2 separate regions of the Homo sapiens genome follow, and region 1 is linked to region 2. The links are chromatin loops, found by intact Hi-C in ENCODE. Cell type or tissue: heart right ventricle. All regions are shown on one strand. Region 1 has its middle 420 kb from the start of LINC01519. Region 2 holds the start of LOC105378400 (a long non-coding RNA gene).

What was found. Peaks named below come from ENCODE experiments on the same cell type or tissue, not always from the same donor. Only the 100,000 strongest peaks of a DNase experiment are listed, where the experiment ranks them.
Region 1: it touches region 2 in a loop (4-fold over the local background); 8 of 110 quality-filtered maps call a loop at or near these places.

The regions. Positions count from the first base shown.
Region 1 is chr10:84,779,929-84,787,928 of GRCh38, forward strand. No RefSeq gene overlaps it. Among named protein-coding and RNA genes, the nearest start is that of LINC01519, 420 kb to the right of the region's middle. In heart right ventricle, a CTCF peak has its summit at 3,548 (motif pointing right); a DNase peak (open chromatin) is centred at 3,558.
Region 2 is chr10:84,841,566-84,849,565 of GRCh38, forward strand. It overlaps LOC105378400 (a long non-coding RNA gene), which reads left to right and starts at 5,670. Exons shown (of 4, transcript XR_946150.2): 1 at 5,670-5,966; 2 at 6,966-7,636. In heart right ventricle, a CTCF peak has its summit at 4,273 (motif pointing right); no DNase peak of the experiment used is centred here.

The DNA.
Region 1 (8,000 bases), 62 kb before region 2:
TAACAACTTTAGGATTTTTTTCTAATTCTGTATGAAAAGACTGGTAATTTGATAGGAATAGCATTTAATCTGTAGATCACTTTGGGCAGTATGACCATTTTAACAATATTGATTCTTCCAATCTATGACAATGAGATGTTTTCCCATTTGTTTGTGTCATCTATGATTTATTTCTTTCTCTTGTCTCATTTCTCTGGCTAGGACTTCCAGTACTATGAGTATTGAAGTAGTGAGAGTGGACATTTCTCTTGTTCCTGTTCTTAGGGGAAATGTTTTCACTTTTTTTTTTCATTCAGCCTGATGTTGGTTGTGGATTTGTCATATATGGGTCTTATTATTTGAGGTATGTTCCTGTGATGCCTAGTTTGTTGAGGGTTTTTATGATGAAGGGATGTTGGATTTTGTTGAATGGTTTTTTTTTCATCTATTGAGATGATCATGTGATTTTTGTTCTTAGTTCTGTCTGCGTAGCAGATCGTTAATTTGCACATGCAGAACCATCCTTGTATCCCTGGAATTAAGCACACTTGATTATGGAGAATTATTTTTTTGATATGCTGTTGGATTCAGTTTGCTAGTATTTTGCTGAGGATTTTTGCATCTGTGTTCATTAGGCATACTGGCTTGTTGTTTTCTTTTTTTGTTGTGTTCTTGCCAGATTTTGGTATCAGGGTGTCACTGGGTAGAAAGATTTAGGGAGGAATCCATCCTGTTTGATTTGTTGGAATACTTTCAGTAAGATTGGTGCCAGCTGTTCTTTGTATATCTGGTAAAATTTTGGCTGTGAATCCATCTGGTCCTGGGATTTTTAAGGGGGATTTAAAAAAATTAATGATTTAATTTCATTATTTATTATTGGTCTGTTCAGGACTTTTGTTTTTTCCTGGTTCCATCTTGGGAAGTTACACGTTTCAAGGATTTTTTTTCACTTCTTCTAGATTTTCTAGTTTTTGAGTATAGAGGTGTTCATAATAGTCTCTGATGATCTGTGTTTTTCTGGTGTCAGTTGTGATGTCATCTTTATCATTCCTGATTGTACTTATTTAAATTGTTCCTTTTTTTTTTTTTTTTGAGAGGGATTAGTCTAGCTAGTGGTCTGTCAATTTTGCCTATTCTTTGGAAGAACCAATATTTCATTTTGTTAATTCTTTATATCATTTTTTTGTTTCAATTTCATTTAGCTTTGCTCTGATCTTTGTTATTTATTTTCTTCTGCTACTTTTGGGTTTTGTTCTTGTTTTTCTACTTCTTTAGGTGTGATTGTTAATTTGAGATTTTTCTGTCTTTTTGGTGTAGGCATTTAATGCCATAAACTTTCCTCTTAGCATTTTTTTTTGCTGAATACCAGAGGTTTTAGCATGTTGCATCTCTATTTTCACTCATTTCAAAGAATTTTTTGATTTCTGCCTTAATTTCATTGTTTACCCAAAAGTCATTCAGGAGCAAGTTGTTTCATTCCCATGTACTTGTGTAGTTTTGAGGGTTCCTCTTGGTATTGATTTCTAATTTTATTCCATTGTGGTCTGAGAAGATACTTGATGAAATTTTAACTTTTTAAAAAATTTATTGAGACTTGTCTTATGGTCAAGCCTATGCTAAATTTTGGGGAATGCTTCATGCACAGATGAGAAGAATATATATTCTGTGGTTGTTGGGTAGATTGTTTTACAGATGTCTATTAGGTCCATTTGGTCTGTAGTCCAGTTTACGTCGAGAGTTTCTTTGTTGCTTTTCTGCTTTGATGATTAGTCTAGTGACGGCAGTGGGGTGTTGAAGTCCTCATTATTATTATTATATTATATTATTGTATTGTATTGTATTATTATTATTGTATTGCTGTCAGTCTATATTCTTTGGCTTAGTTGTATTTGTTCTATGCATCTTGGTGCTACAGTGTTGGATGCATATATATTTATGATAGTTAAATATTTTTTCTTTTATTGAACCTTTATTTTTATATAATGCTTTCCTTTGTCTTTTTGTACTGTTGTTGGTGTACAGTCTATCTAAGAATGGCTACTCCTGCTCATGTGTATTTCCAATTGCATCATATATCTTTTTCCACCCTTTTACTTTTAGTCTGAATGTGTCTTTAGCCAGTAGGTGGGCCTCTTGCAGACAACAGGTGGCTGAGTTTTTTAAGAAATCCAATATGCCATTTTGTGTTCTTCAAGTGGGGCACTTAGACCATTTACATTCAGAGTTAATACTGATATGTGAGGTTTTCTTCCTAATGTAGTGTTGTTGGCTAGTTGTTTTGGAGTTTTGATTGTGAATTTGCTTTATGGGATCTGTGAGCTTTGTATTTATGTGTCCTTTTTTTTTGGTATTATTCTTTCATTACCATATTTAGAACTCCTTTGAGCATTTCTTGTAGGACTGGTCTAGTGGTAACAAATTCTCTAGCAATTACTTTTCTGGGAAAGACCTTATTTCTCCTTTATTTATGAGGCTTAGTTTGGTAGGATGCAAAATTATTGGGTGGCACTTTTTTTTTTCTTTAAGGAGGCTAGAAATAGGCCACCAATATTATCTGGATGTAGGGTTTCTGTTGAAAACTCTACTGTTTGTCTGATCAGTATTACTTTGTAGGTGATTTGACCCTTTTCTCCAGTTGCCTTTAAGATCTTTTTCTTTATTGTTGACCTTGGATAGACTGATGACTGTACGCCTTGGTAATTGTCATTTTGTATGGTGTGTCACAGGTGTTCTATGGGTTCCTTTATCTGGATGTCTACCTCTCTAACAATATTAAGAATATTTTCTTGAATTATTCTCTTAAATATGTTTTCCAAGTTGCTTATGTTTTCTTCTCTCTCAGGAATGCCAATAAGTCATAGGTTTGGTCACTTTACATAATCCCATATTTCCTAAAGGCTTTGTACAGTCTTTAAAATTATTTTCCCCTTATTTCTGTCTGATTGTGTTAATTCAAAAGACTGTTTTTCAAGCTCTGAAATTATTTCCTCTGCCTGGTTTACTTTATTGTTAATGCTTTCAATTATATGTTGAAATTTCTTAAGTGAATTTTAAATTCCAGATGTTATGATTGATTTAAAAAAAATTTATCTCTTCCTTCATTTCCTGGATTGCTTTCATAGTTTGTTTGTGGTGACTGTCAATCTCTTCTTGGCATCTTTGAGCTTCCTTGCAATCCATACTTTGAATTTTTTATGTGTCATTTCTGAGTTTCCATTTTATTTACGGTCCATTGTTAGAGAGCTAGTGTAGTGACATCACTTTTGGTGGGTTTCTGCTGGGAAATCTGCAGTCCACCACCTTTGGTGATGTTACAACATTCAGATTTTTCATGGTGCCGGGATTCTTACACTGGTTCCCTCTTCTCTGGAGTCACTGCCACTTCTAACTTTTGAAATTATTTTTGTGCATATATATTGTTTTTCTTTTTTTTTTTTTTCCCTTTCCTCTCCTCCCTAGGGAGTGTGACTATAGAGTATGTTTGGTAGGTTCTTTTGACTTTGCTTCTATAACTCTGTGCACTTCTGGGGGCAGGTTTATATTGGGCTATGTGGTTCAATCCGTAGGCCAGTAGATGGCACTGCAGGTAAGAGCCAAGTGCACCACAAGCAGATGGGTAATTATGGAATCTTTGCTTAATGTGAGGTGCTTTCTGTTGTTTCAGGTGATGGGCTAGACAATGGAGTGCCTGGTGTCCTGAGCTTCCTGTTCAGCAGAGGCAGAGGACTCTCTGGCTTGGCCACAAATTCCCCAATGACAAGAGCAGTCACCAGCCCTAAAGAGGATGGCTGGGGGAAATGTGCTGAGGTCTCTGTGGGGAGGGGTGTGAGGGGGCCTCACTGGCTCAATCTCCTAGATAGGCAGGAATGCAATCTGTTTCTCTTTCACATCCCTGTCTCAGGGTTCATGACTTTCAGTTCAGATGCACACTGTATCCTATCTCTAGAAATCAATATAGCTGAGAACCTTGGAAAATAAATGCCTGTCCTTGAATCTCTCCATGGGAGTGGTTTTGGGGTAGAACCTCTTCACTCAGCATGATATAGTTTTATGGCTTACCTGCTGCAGAAATGCTGCTGCCTTTTATAGGGAGGGCTTCTGCCTCTTGGCCCATGCAGGTGGTGTTGATTGGTTGGATCAGTCCAACCTCAGGCCCTGAGGGAAGTGGCCAGGTGCCAGCAGTGTTGGAATGGGCTAGGTAGTTCCCCACTTCCCAGGGCCCTAGATGGCCCATTGGATGGTGTGTATGAGTCAGGAAGGGGCTGGACCAGGGTCAGGTTAGCCCAGAGTTCAGGTGCTGGCTCAGATGGGGAGGGGTAGGCTAGTTTCTGGGTCTCTAGCAGAACTCTCAGGCAAAAGTAGGCAAAATGCTCAGGTGGTGAGAGATGTGCCTGAAGGCAGATCACAGGGCTATTGGGGCTGGGCTTTCAGAAGGGCTGTGGGCTGCACCTGAAATGTTTAGGCAGGATCAGGATGGCTGTACTCTGGGCCTTTCAATGGGGGAGGGCTGGTCCCCTCAGCTGGACAGTGAAGACTGGCAGCTGTGGGGTGTGTGGTCCACTCCCACTTTCCTCCTGCAGATGTAGTGCTGGATTTCACTGTTAGGGGCACACAAAGGTGCCAGGCTTCCCCACTCCCTCCCTGCCTGGGGTGGTGAGGCAGAGGCAGTGGTAGCAGCAACTGTGGAAGAATTGTCACTGGCTTCTGAGAATTGGGCTCTCAGAAGAATGCTGAGTATCAGCCATAGTGTTCAGACAGGGGTGAGAAGGCTGCATTAGGGGCCTGCCACTGAAGCCAGCAAGTCCCATTTGGTAGGGAGCAATGGAGGTGGGAAGTCATCGGGTGCATAGTCTGCTTGTTGCTCCTCTGCACCTCAGCTACAGTATCTGCACTGGAGGCACTAAGAAAATGCCCTGTCTCCCTGTTCTCTCCTTGGCCCAGGGATGGCAAGGAAGGAGGCAGCAGTGGCAGTGATTCCAAAGGGCTTGTGACCTCTGGGAGTTACAATCTCAGAATAATGCAGAGCTGCAGCCACAGTGTTCAGGCAGGGGTGAGGCAGGTGCTCTGGGGTCCCAAGCTGGCAAGGCCCACTTGGCAGGGAGAAGTGCAGGTGGGGAGTTTAATGATACAGTCTAGAAGCTCCTCAGTACTGTGGCTGCAGCATCTGTTTTTGGGATGTGCAAAAGTTTCTGGCCTCCCTTCTTGGTGGGGTGGTGACAGTTGGTGCTATGTGGGATTGAGTTCTGCCTCTGCACAGGCTCCAGGCAGCTCTCTTTGTTTGTCTGGAGGCCCATGATGAAGGTGTGTATCTCTTGTTGGGGGTCTCTCATTCACTCATTGTTTTCCCACATTAGGGAGCCTCCCTCAGCTCTGCTGGTCCTGGGTGAGCAGCTGCCTGGCTTCACTCCTCTTTGTTCTCTGTGGGTCCTGTTACTTCCCTGATGAATCCCAGTGTGATCTCTTAGAAGATCCACTTGAAGAGTTAGTATTTACTTGTCACTTTGTTTGCTCCCGTGAGAGAGGCATGCACTACCTACTTCTAGTCAGCCATATTGAACTGGAACTTTTTTCTTTTTTAATTTTTTTTCCTTTTAGCATGCCCTATAATTTTTTTTTTTTGAAAGCTGTACCTGATGCATTGGATAAAAGAAACTAAGGTAAATCAACTGTTAGTATGAGATTTTATGTTTATATGGCTAGCAGTTAGACTGTTTATTTATTGTTTGTTATAGTTATAGGTGTCAGAGGCTAAAATTTCCTTTAGTATTCTCTTTTGTTTTTGTCTCTACTGTTGTCTTCAAATTTCCCTAGAGACTTCTTCTTGAATAGAGTCTGAGCCTTGCAGTTCTTTTCAACAGTAATCTGTTATGATATAGGAGAATATAGAATGTTGTAAGGTATTGGGGTAGAGGGAGCCTGTTTACTTATGATCAAGTATCAGTCTTTTGGTGGGCCTGTGCTACTGTGCTGTGACCTTCCCAAGTGCTTCCCAGCTCACTCCCTTCCTCTCTTAGTTGAAACAAAATGGCTGGGTATTTCCCACTTCTATTGTTGGTTTGGCTTAGGTAAAACTCATGATGGTTAGGCTCTGGTAAAATCGGGTCTTTTTGAGATTGGGTCTTAGTTAACAAGAACAGAAAGATCTGAGTGTATTTAAAAATGGTTACTTTTGGCCGGGTGCAGTGGCTCACGCCTGTAATCCCAGCACTTTGGAAGGACAAGGTGGGTGGATCACGAGGTCAGGAGATCGAGACCATCCTGGCTAACACAGTGAAACCCTGTCTCTACTAAAAAATACAAAAAATTAGCTGGGCGTGGTGGTGGGTGCCTGTAGTCCCAGCTACTCGGGAGGCTGAGGCAGGAGAGTGGCATTAACCTGGGAGGTGGCGCTTGCAGTAAGCTGAGATCGTGCTACTGCATTCCAACCTGGGTGACAGAGTGAGACTCTGTCTCAAAAAAAAACAAAAAAAAAACAAGGTTACTTTTCCCCTCTCTCTGTCTAAAGTATAGGGGATTTTTTTTCTGATCCTTGCTCTGATAACTTGGTGGGGCTCCTGGAGATAACACTGAAGAACATGTCCCCACCCCATGGGCCCCCAAGAGGTTTATCTCTCAAGTTACTCCATACTGAGCCTCAAGAAATTAGTCAATTACCCTTTAAGCGCTCCTACCCACAGGCTCCACATGTGGTTTCTGCCCCTAATAAGCTCCAATTTTCTGTATTCACCTGTATCTCCAGATCTGGGGAAAGCAATCTGCCCTGTTTCCTCAACTGACCAAAGATTTGTTGATTTTTCTGTTTTTCTTTTGCAAAGAGGTGAGTGACAACTTCCAAGCTCTTGCATGTTAGACTGGAAATAAGAGTCAAAAGGCCTTTCAATGGGAAATTATTCAGGTCATGATACACTTAGCCCAAAAGAAAGCAAAGGAGAGAAATTAATGTCAAAAACTTGTTGTTAAAAAGACAGAAGAAAGATGATCAATGGGATGAGTAAAGAGAAATAAGGAAGGGGAATTCTCATATTTTGATGGTTTAGAATTATATTTTGACCTAATCAAAAATAAAAATCTATTTTCTTTTCATGTTTTTCTTCCTCTTGCCTCTTTCTCGTCTTTACTCTTGTCTTCCTTTATTTCCTCTGTCCTTCTCCTATCTTCTTCTTTTCTTTCCTTGTGTTAGGAGTTGGGGAGATTTCTTCTCTGGTTCAGTCATGTCAGTACTGATATTTCTGCTAGGGGAAAAGTGGCCCATCCCCTTTTAGACTGGCTGCACTGGCATGCCAGACAGATGCATCGTGTTGGCATCACCTTGATGCTTACATTGGAGCCTGTCCCAGACCTTTTTTCTTTTTTCAAATAATATCTTATAAAAAAATATTTTATTGAGGAATAACTGACATACAAGAAGCTGTACATATGTAAACACAACTTGATGACAAGATCAAGTTTGAAGATAAGTATATACCAGTGAAATTATCACCACAATCTGTGCCATAAACACATCACTCTTTCATGATTCTTACTGTACATTTTATTTGTGTTAACAATAGGACAAACATAGGGTGGCTTGGCTCTCAGGGATCCCCCCTGAAGGTCACTAAGTGAACTCTCAAGTGAGGACGATTTACTCACTTACCAAGTGCTGAATACAAGTGTCTAGGAGAAGGATTGAAAGCTATGAAGTACCTCTTCACTTGACATGTCAGAGTTTAGGGCATTGCTTTCCATTGTTTTTAATATACTTTGCTTATACTCTTATGGACCATTTCAGTCTTCATTAATTTTCACAGGGCTCTTGCTGTAGAGAGAATGAACATATAAGCTCTCCTTTTTTGGCTTTAGTGGGATGTTATTCAGAAGTAACTGCTACAGTCTAGTGAGTCAGCAGTCCTGGTTTTTGCCAGGACTGTGGAGAGCCATGCCTCTGTGGAGGCCAGCACATCGTCTGATGATGGGGCCATAACAGCCTGGACACTGATCACAGGTGTGTGCCTTATCAAATGGGTGATACTATTAATGCT
Region 2 (8,000 bases):
TCCATAATCGTGTGAGCCAATTCCTAATAATAAATCTCTTTTTACACACACGCGCATGTGCACGTGCACACACACACACACTCAGAGTCATCCTTGGTATCTATGCAGGATTGGTTCCAGGATCCCCCTCTGATGCCAAAATCTGTGGTGCTCATCCCTTATATAAAATGGTGTAGTAGCCAGGCCCGGTGGCTCATGCCTGTAATCCCAGCACTTTGGGAGGCCGAGGCGGGTGGATCATGAGGTCAGGAGATCAAGACATTCCTGGCCAACACAGTGAAACCCCATCTCAACTAAAAATACAAAAACTTAGCCGGGCTTGGCGGCACATGCCTATGATCCCAGCTACTTGGGAGGCTGAGGCAGTAGAATCGCTTGAACCTGGGAGGCGGAGGTTGAAGTTAGCTGAGATCGGGCCACTGCACTCCAGCCTGGGTGACAGAGCAATACTCCATCTCAAAAAAAAAAATGTGTAGTATTTTCATATAACCTACATGCATCTTTCTGTATGCTTTAAATAACCTTCAATTACCTATAATACTTAATACACTGTAAATGCTATATAAATAGTTGTTATATGCTGTTGTTTTCTATATGTATTATTCTATTGTTATTTTTATTGTTATTTTTTTCTGAATATTTTTGGTTTACAGTTGGTTGAATCTTTGTGTATCTGCAGGCCTACCATATAGACATCCTATTGGTTCTGTTTCTCTAGAGAACCCTGACTAATACACGCCCACCTTTGTCAATTAAAAAAACAAGGTGCCTTCCTATTACTGGAAACCTATCAGGAAAATTTATTTATGCAGCCTGAGACCTGTGGCACCAGCAGGTGTGAGTGTTACTTTTTCATAGGAATGGGTAGGATGAGTGGACTGTTGCCCACTTTCCAGTTCCTTGAAGTTTCTTTAATTGTAAAATGTGAGGAAAGCTTGTATGATCTGCTACAAGCCCCTCTGCTTAGAATCATGATTGCTTGAGTTTTATTTTTCTATCAAAGAATAAGAAGAAATTTTCACTTCATGCCCCCAAAATAGTTTTATGATTGGAAGGCATCTGTGGTCCATCTAATTTAATTTAATTTAACTTTTTGCCCCAAGAAATTGTTAAAAAGCCTTGGAACATATGCTTTCCCATCTCTTCCCTGAGTGTAATCCCTGGGTCCCTGGGTTATGTCAACAGAGACTCTGCTGCCAACCCTTGGCAACTCATTTCTCATCTGTTCCTTTCACCAAGGAGATTACCAGTTTGGCTCTGGATCTTGTAAATAATTAATGATCCCTCTTCTGGTAGAGGGCAGAAATGCTGCATGTAATATCTGGGCATTAATGCACACCAATTTTGAATGGGAACAAAAGGAGAATGGCACCCTTGGATTGGTGTTTCCCAGGTAGGGGAGTCCATTGGTTCCTGGTGCACTTTGCAGCACTCTCGGAGTCAGCCATTCTCTAACTCTGGTGGGTGTCAGCATCACCAGGAAAACTCAGTAAACATACAAAGCCCAGGACCTATTCTATGTTAATGTACCTGGGCCTCTCTGTTTTGTATTAAGTTCCCCAGGTGGTTGTGATACATCCCAAGTCTGAGAACCACTGCTAAATCATAAGGATGTTCCATTCTGTCTTATCAGCTCTCTGATGAATTTCACCTTTCCTGAACACCACCATGATCTACCTTGTAAGTGCTCCCAAGAACCCTCGAACACTCTAATCCTCTTGATTTTTCTTGCCCCCAAACATCCTAAGAAGTTTGTTTGAAACTCTGATTCATAGGCATCAAAGAATCTCCTTGTTTTTATGTCTTTCCAGATGTGAATGGCTGAGTCCTGTGCTTGTGTCTTCTCTGTCTAGGTCTGCTGTCAGCTTTCTCTTTCCATATTTGTGTGCACTGGCAGGGGCTCCCCAATGATACCTGGCATACTGTGGTGACTTTGCTGCCCTTATTGAAAATTTATTCTCTTTTTGCAATTTTTGTTTCCTTTAAGCTCTGTGCCAATGATGTCATTATTCTTAACCTTCCACCCCTACTTCCCACCCATGCAGTCTAGTCTCAAACCAACAGCTAGCACAATCCATTGAAAATATGTGTCCTCAAACTTTCCAATGACTACACATGATATGCCCAGACTCTATCCCCGGTTTTGAAATAATTTGGTACCCGATGTATTTCTTTCCTTCCCTGTCTACATATCCCCCCTTGGTGTAGTGGATGCTGTGATGTGTGGCCCAAATCCCACTTTAGGGCTGAAATTATTACTTTCTGTGGCTGTCAGGCCCCTGTGAAAGTTGCCTACAGATGGAGAAAGCTGCTTCTTCCAAGGCCATGCCCACTTCCTGGGGCAGATATATCCCACAACTGGGGGATGAATGGGCATGGAGCCTGGCCTCCTTGCCGAAAATCAAGACAACCCTGAAAAGCCATACTAATTTGAGGAGCTGAGTCCTCTGTTGAAATTATATCATGGCCCAACTTCTTTTGTTCAGTCTTATTTCTTCCCCTTTCTCTTTATGTGTATTGACCTGAGAATACTCTCTAAATAAATTGCTGGCACGATAATCTCATTCTCAATGTCTGCCTTGCAGGGATCCCAGTCAACGTAGTTGATCACTTTTCTCAGCCCTTGGCTCCCTTGCTTGGCTCAAATGATGCCAGGCATGAGAGCACCTCAGGGCCTTTGCATGAGCTCTGTCTTCTGCAGTTTCGCTCTCCCTTTGCATAGCATGATGGCCAGCTTCCTCACTTCAAGCCTCTGGTCAAATACCACCTCATCAAGCAGGCCTTTGAGGCCTCCCTGTGTAAAAGGAAAACCCTTTGCTCATTACCTTGTTTTATTTCTTTCGAACCCATATGAGCATCTGACACAAAGATTTTCTGCTTTACTATGTCTTTCCCTATCAGTATGTATGTCCCATGGAAATATTTAGTTTATTACTCTTTTGCCAGTGTCTGGCACAGAGTAAAAACCAAATAAATATTTGTTGAAAGAATGAATAATGAGAGAATTATATTTGCTTTCCTGCTTTAAGTCTGCAAGTACTTTCTCTTTCCATACTTTCCCCTGTTTGGCTGTAGTTTGATGTCCGGGATTTCCAACTGGAGACAGCATACCCTGTAGTATGTTCTTGACTAGCTGATTTAGTTGCTTGGGAGAAGTCGGGGAGATAGGATTTTTGGAAGAATGCCTGGATAAAGCCCATGTTCCCAGGAGAGAGGGGGAAATAATCTGGCTTGTTCCTTTTTAAAATTTTTTTAGGAAAAATTTTCCTCTGCTATATTTGAGCTGTCATATATCAAAGCACCGGACACTGACCTCTGTGTCTGTAGACCTTTTGCCTTTAACCTCATCACTATCTGTTATGTGTGAATTACAAGCAGAGGGGTTGAACTGTCATTCACAGTGATTAGCAGCCCTTTGGCCATAGGATTACACATCCTCATTTTGGAGGACCAGTTACTTACTGGTGAATGTCCCCAATTCACTAAGTCACTGAATGCACACTTACATATTTCTCTAATGTTTAAAAATCCTGCTGGGCGCAGTGGCACACGCCTGTAATCCCAGCACTTTGTGAGGCCGAGGCCGGGGGATCACCTGAGGTCGGGAGTTTGAGACCAGCCTGACCAACGTGGAGAAACCCCGTCTCTACTAAAAATACAAAATTAGCTGGGCATGGTGGCACATGCCTGTAATCCCAGCTACTCGGGAGGCTGAGGCAGGAGAATGGTGTGAACCTGGGAGATGGAGGTTGCAGTGAGCCGATATCGTGTCATTGCACTCCAGCCTGGGCAACAAGGGCGAAACTCTGTCGCAAAAATAAATAAATAAATAAAAATTAAAATAAAAAAAAATCCTCCTTCACTAAAATAATGAATACAAAGCCCTTGTACGAAAACTTTTCAATTAACAGAATGAAACTGAGCAAATCCTAAACTTGCACTTGCCCTGTGCTTGACAAGTTTTTGTTTATTTGTTTGTTTTCCCACATGGGAATACAAGACCTGAACTTTCCTTTCCCACTGTGGTTGGACAACAGTGTGAGGGAAGCCATCCAGTCCTCCCTGTGATTTTGGGAAGATCTTGATTGTGAAGGGCTGTTTGTAGACCCCATCAGAGGTGCCCAGGTAAATGAGCAGTGTCTGATTCAATTAACTGATAAGAATCCATTAGCACATCCAAGCCATCTTGTTTGAACACAGAGCACTGTGTACAAATAACCACCAGGGTGGCTGTCACTTCTTACTGGAGAAATCTGAGGCTCCTGTGTGTGCCACAGCCCAGAAGGTGGCACCATACACATATAAGGGACAATTGACTTTAAAATGCCAATGAGCCCTATGCAGGTAGCAATCTGTGAGAAAAAATCCTCTAATTGGATGGCTTTAATAGCAGAACCCACTTTTTCTGTGTCTGGCAGGCCTTCCGCTTTGAGAAGGTCAGGGCTTTCACAGTCTGCATATTTTTCTCTATTGCCCAGTGTGTTGGGGAGAACTCGAGTATGGGAGTTGGCCTACTTCATTTGAAATCTTGACTTTGCCATTTATAAGCTGCATGGCCCTGAGTGTAGTATTTAACCTTGGTTTTGCTCAATATAATTTAGGATTAATAAGAACTCTGTCATCAGGCTCTGAGGACTAAATGAAATAAAGTTCACTGAGTGTGTTACATACTGTCAGGTCTGCACACTTCCCCTTTGCATTAGAAAAGGGCACCGTTCTTGGCTGACACAGCCCCTCAGACTGGCATGTGAGTGGAAAGTGGGCTGGAATGCAGCCAGCTCCTATCAGCCCAGGGACCAGGCACTCAGGTGGAAGTCCTACCTCTAACCTCTCCCTACCTTACCTGGGGACTGGTGAGCCTGGAGTTTGTTGTGACTTAGATGACTAGTCATGGCAAGCGTTACTTCCCAGGGGGACAGATTCTGGTGCAATGTTACTCCTTTGGAAGAAGATGAAAGATAACCATGAAGTTTAAGACCTACAGCCTTAAAGGTACAAGAAGCATGCTACAGAGCCAGACTGAAAGAAAGAAATGCATAAATGAATATATCAAATTGATCTTTGTTCAATCATAAATTGAACAAAGAATTCTTAGAAATTGGAAGTGGAAGCTTAGCCCCAAAGTGGGAAGTTTTACCTGCTTGGAAAATTGAATTTGTTACCCTTTGGGATAGTGAAGTTCCTGGATAGCTTAAAGGAGTGTCTAAAATGTGGGTCCCTGTAAATGATGACTGTGAGCAGTAGAGCTCTAGCAGTGGGGACACGTTGCCATGGAAACCCTGAAGCTGGAAGCTCCTCAGGGCCTCAGAAAGGCTGTCAATTAGATCCATACTCTTGGGGAGTTTAATGAAAACAGACACTTGTCATTTTTTTAGCAGCCATCTAACATTATATACATTTAAAATATTTCCATGGAAAGAAAAGCCTGCCGTTAAGTTTAGCTGTTTATTTTAAGAGAATTCCCTTGTGTGGCTTTGACAGGGCAGATTTTTTTTTTCCTTCTTTCTTCACATTAAAGGAGAAAAGTGAGGCCCTCCAGTGTTTAGCAGAAACACAATTAGGAGAGTCACTGATGGTGGTTCATTCAGGCTGTTCAAGAGGCGCTTCAGTCCTCCTGCCCTTATTTACATCACAGTGGGGATGGGTGGTCCTACTGGCCCCTTCATGTTGTTGCCTCTCAAACTAGATCCCTCAGACTTCTTTGGAATTGTGCACCTACGCTGACTGGCTGGTAGGCACTTTTCTTTTAATGGGGCAGCTTAGGAAAGAAATCTTCATTAGATATCACTGTCTTCAAATGTCACGTGCTGAAGAATAAGGAATCATATTAGACTGACTTGCCATCTGAGGCCGGCTGCTGGGATCTGACTCTCCCCAAGAACACAAATCAATAGTCAACACAGAAACCACACTCCAAAGAGAAGCTGGTTCCAAGAGTGGCTATTACTATTTGCTTTCAATTGAATGTATGTATGTAGATATGTATGTGTTTATGTATTTGTTTATTTTTACCTAAATATGCCATTTTTGAGTTGTATTTTGCAGAAGAAACATATATATCTTGTATCATGGATATGACTGACTGTGAGATGGGAACGCTTTTTCAAACTAGACTGGGAACAGAGGCCCTGGTGGTCATGAACAATGTCAGGCGCATACAAAGAGCTGAAAGCCCATTCCAATCAAGTCTGTCTTTGCCCAACCCATTAGGCAGTCAAATGACAATTGAAAATCCAGTTCCCCACATTGAGAATCAAAGACTGGTGTCTCCTTGACTTCTGAGCCCAGGGCATCCTACTCTTTTTACTTTCCTTTTAAATGTCAAATCATAAGTAGGTCAACAGAAACCAGAGTGTTGTTACTTCTCCAGTTAAGTTTGGCTCATAAGAATGTAGCAAACTTTACTACATTTGGTTTTTAGCAATATTTGAAAATTGCATTTTATCGTTTGGATCTGCTAATTATCACATCTCTACTTGTGGCAAAGAAACTAACAATATTGATATGGAAAAGCACAGATATTGCTCGGCCTCACTGATTGAATCGGTGGGCGGTGGGGGGCGGTGGGCAGTAATCATACAGATTCCCAAAGTATGTATATTTTGTGGCCCTGGATAAAGATTATTCTAAGAAACCCCTTCTTGGTATAGTTACAGTAATTGTGGTAATTAGCACAGTAAAAAGAAGAAACATCAAGCCCTCATCAGATATCTGTCCCCACACAGCTCTTTCCTCTATTATCACACACTGCAAATGGTGGTTGGCAGAATGATTATACACATCATATGTATTAAAGTGGGAAGTGTTGAACAATGGTCAGAATGTAAGACTTAACATGGGGCCCAGCCACTAATTAACTGTCTGATCTTGGGAAAGTCATTTGTACAGCCTGGCTTTCAGTTTTACCACCTATAATATAAGAAAGCTGAACTAATTGATCACAAGTTTTCTTTTTGATTTTCCAGGTGCAAAGCCTCCCATTTTGCCTTGAGGACCATAGCAAATACCTCCTTTCTGGATGGACAAGGGAGACCCTTGTCAGCAAGAATTGTGCTACAGTCTCCCAGCCTAACCACAAGGACACACAAGGACTAGAACATTCGCTCTGCTTCTACACAGCATTGGCAAGAGTTTGAACACCTCTTTCTCAAACCAACAGCAAGAGTTGCCCAGGAAGTGCATTCACTAACATACTCCCCTAAATATTCTTGTGTGAAAAGAAGAGATATGTTGCCATGAATGGGTCTTTCAGTTGGTATTTGTAGGACTGCAAAGTTGCAAAGCTGGCAACATGGTAATAGCTTAGAGTGTTAAATTTTGTGATTTACTACTTGATATGGTAGCACAAAATTAGAACTACAAGAAGAATAAAGGCTTGGTCACCTTACCTGTAAGATCTACTAATGACAATAACTTTATAGAGAAAATTGCTCCTCTTTAAGCAATGCCTCATCTGACTTGATGCTCTCTGCTGCAGAAGGTGAAATTGCAACAATTACAAACTTGATCTTGGCTGTGACCCCTGAATTGACCTTTTGAAGGAACCTGGATTATGTCTGAATCTATTATCTCTGCAAGGAGACCAGCTGTCTTCAGAATTGCTTTTGGGGCCCCGTAATGTCATCGTGAAATTGCAGTTAGTAATCTTGCCAACAATTTCCAGATTTGGTGCAGATAAGCTTGAACACATTTGACTCTTTGGTTTCCAATGTTATTTAGAGAATTGGATGACTTAAAGCATTTATTTTTTTCAACTCAATTCTTATCATAATCCATCAACATCACTGTGTTTTTATTCTCTATTTCATTTTTATATGATCCTATTAGTTGAGAGAAACACAAGTGACATTTTTCTTTCCTATGGCCTTGTCTCCTTTTTGCCTTTGCTAGAACTCAGAGATCATATACCTTTTACTAAATTAGAATTCAGCCATATCCTCTGACCAACAATTTTCCTAGCACTGATCTTCTTCACTGAGTTTTGTTAGGGATGAAACAAA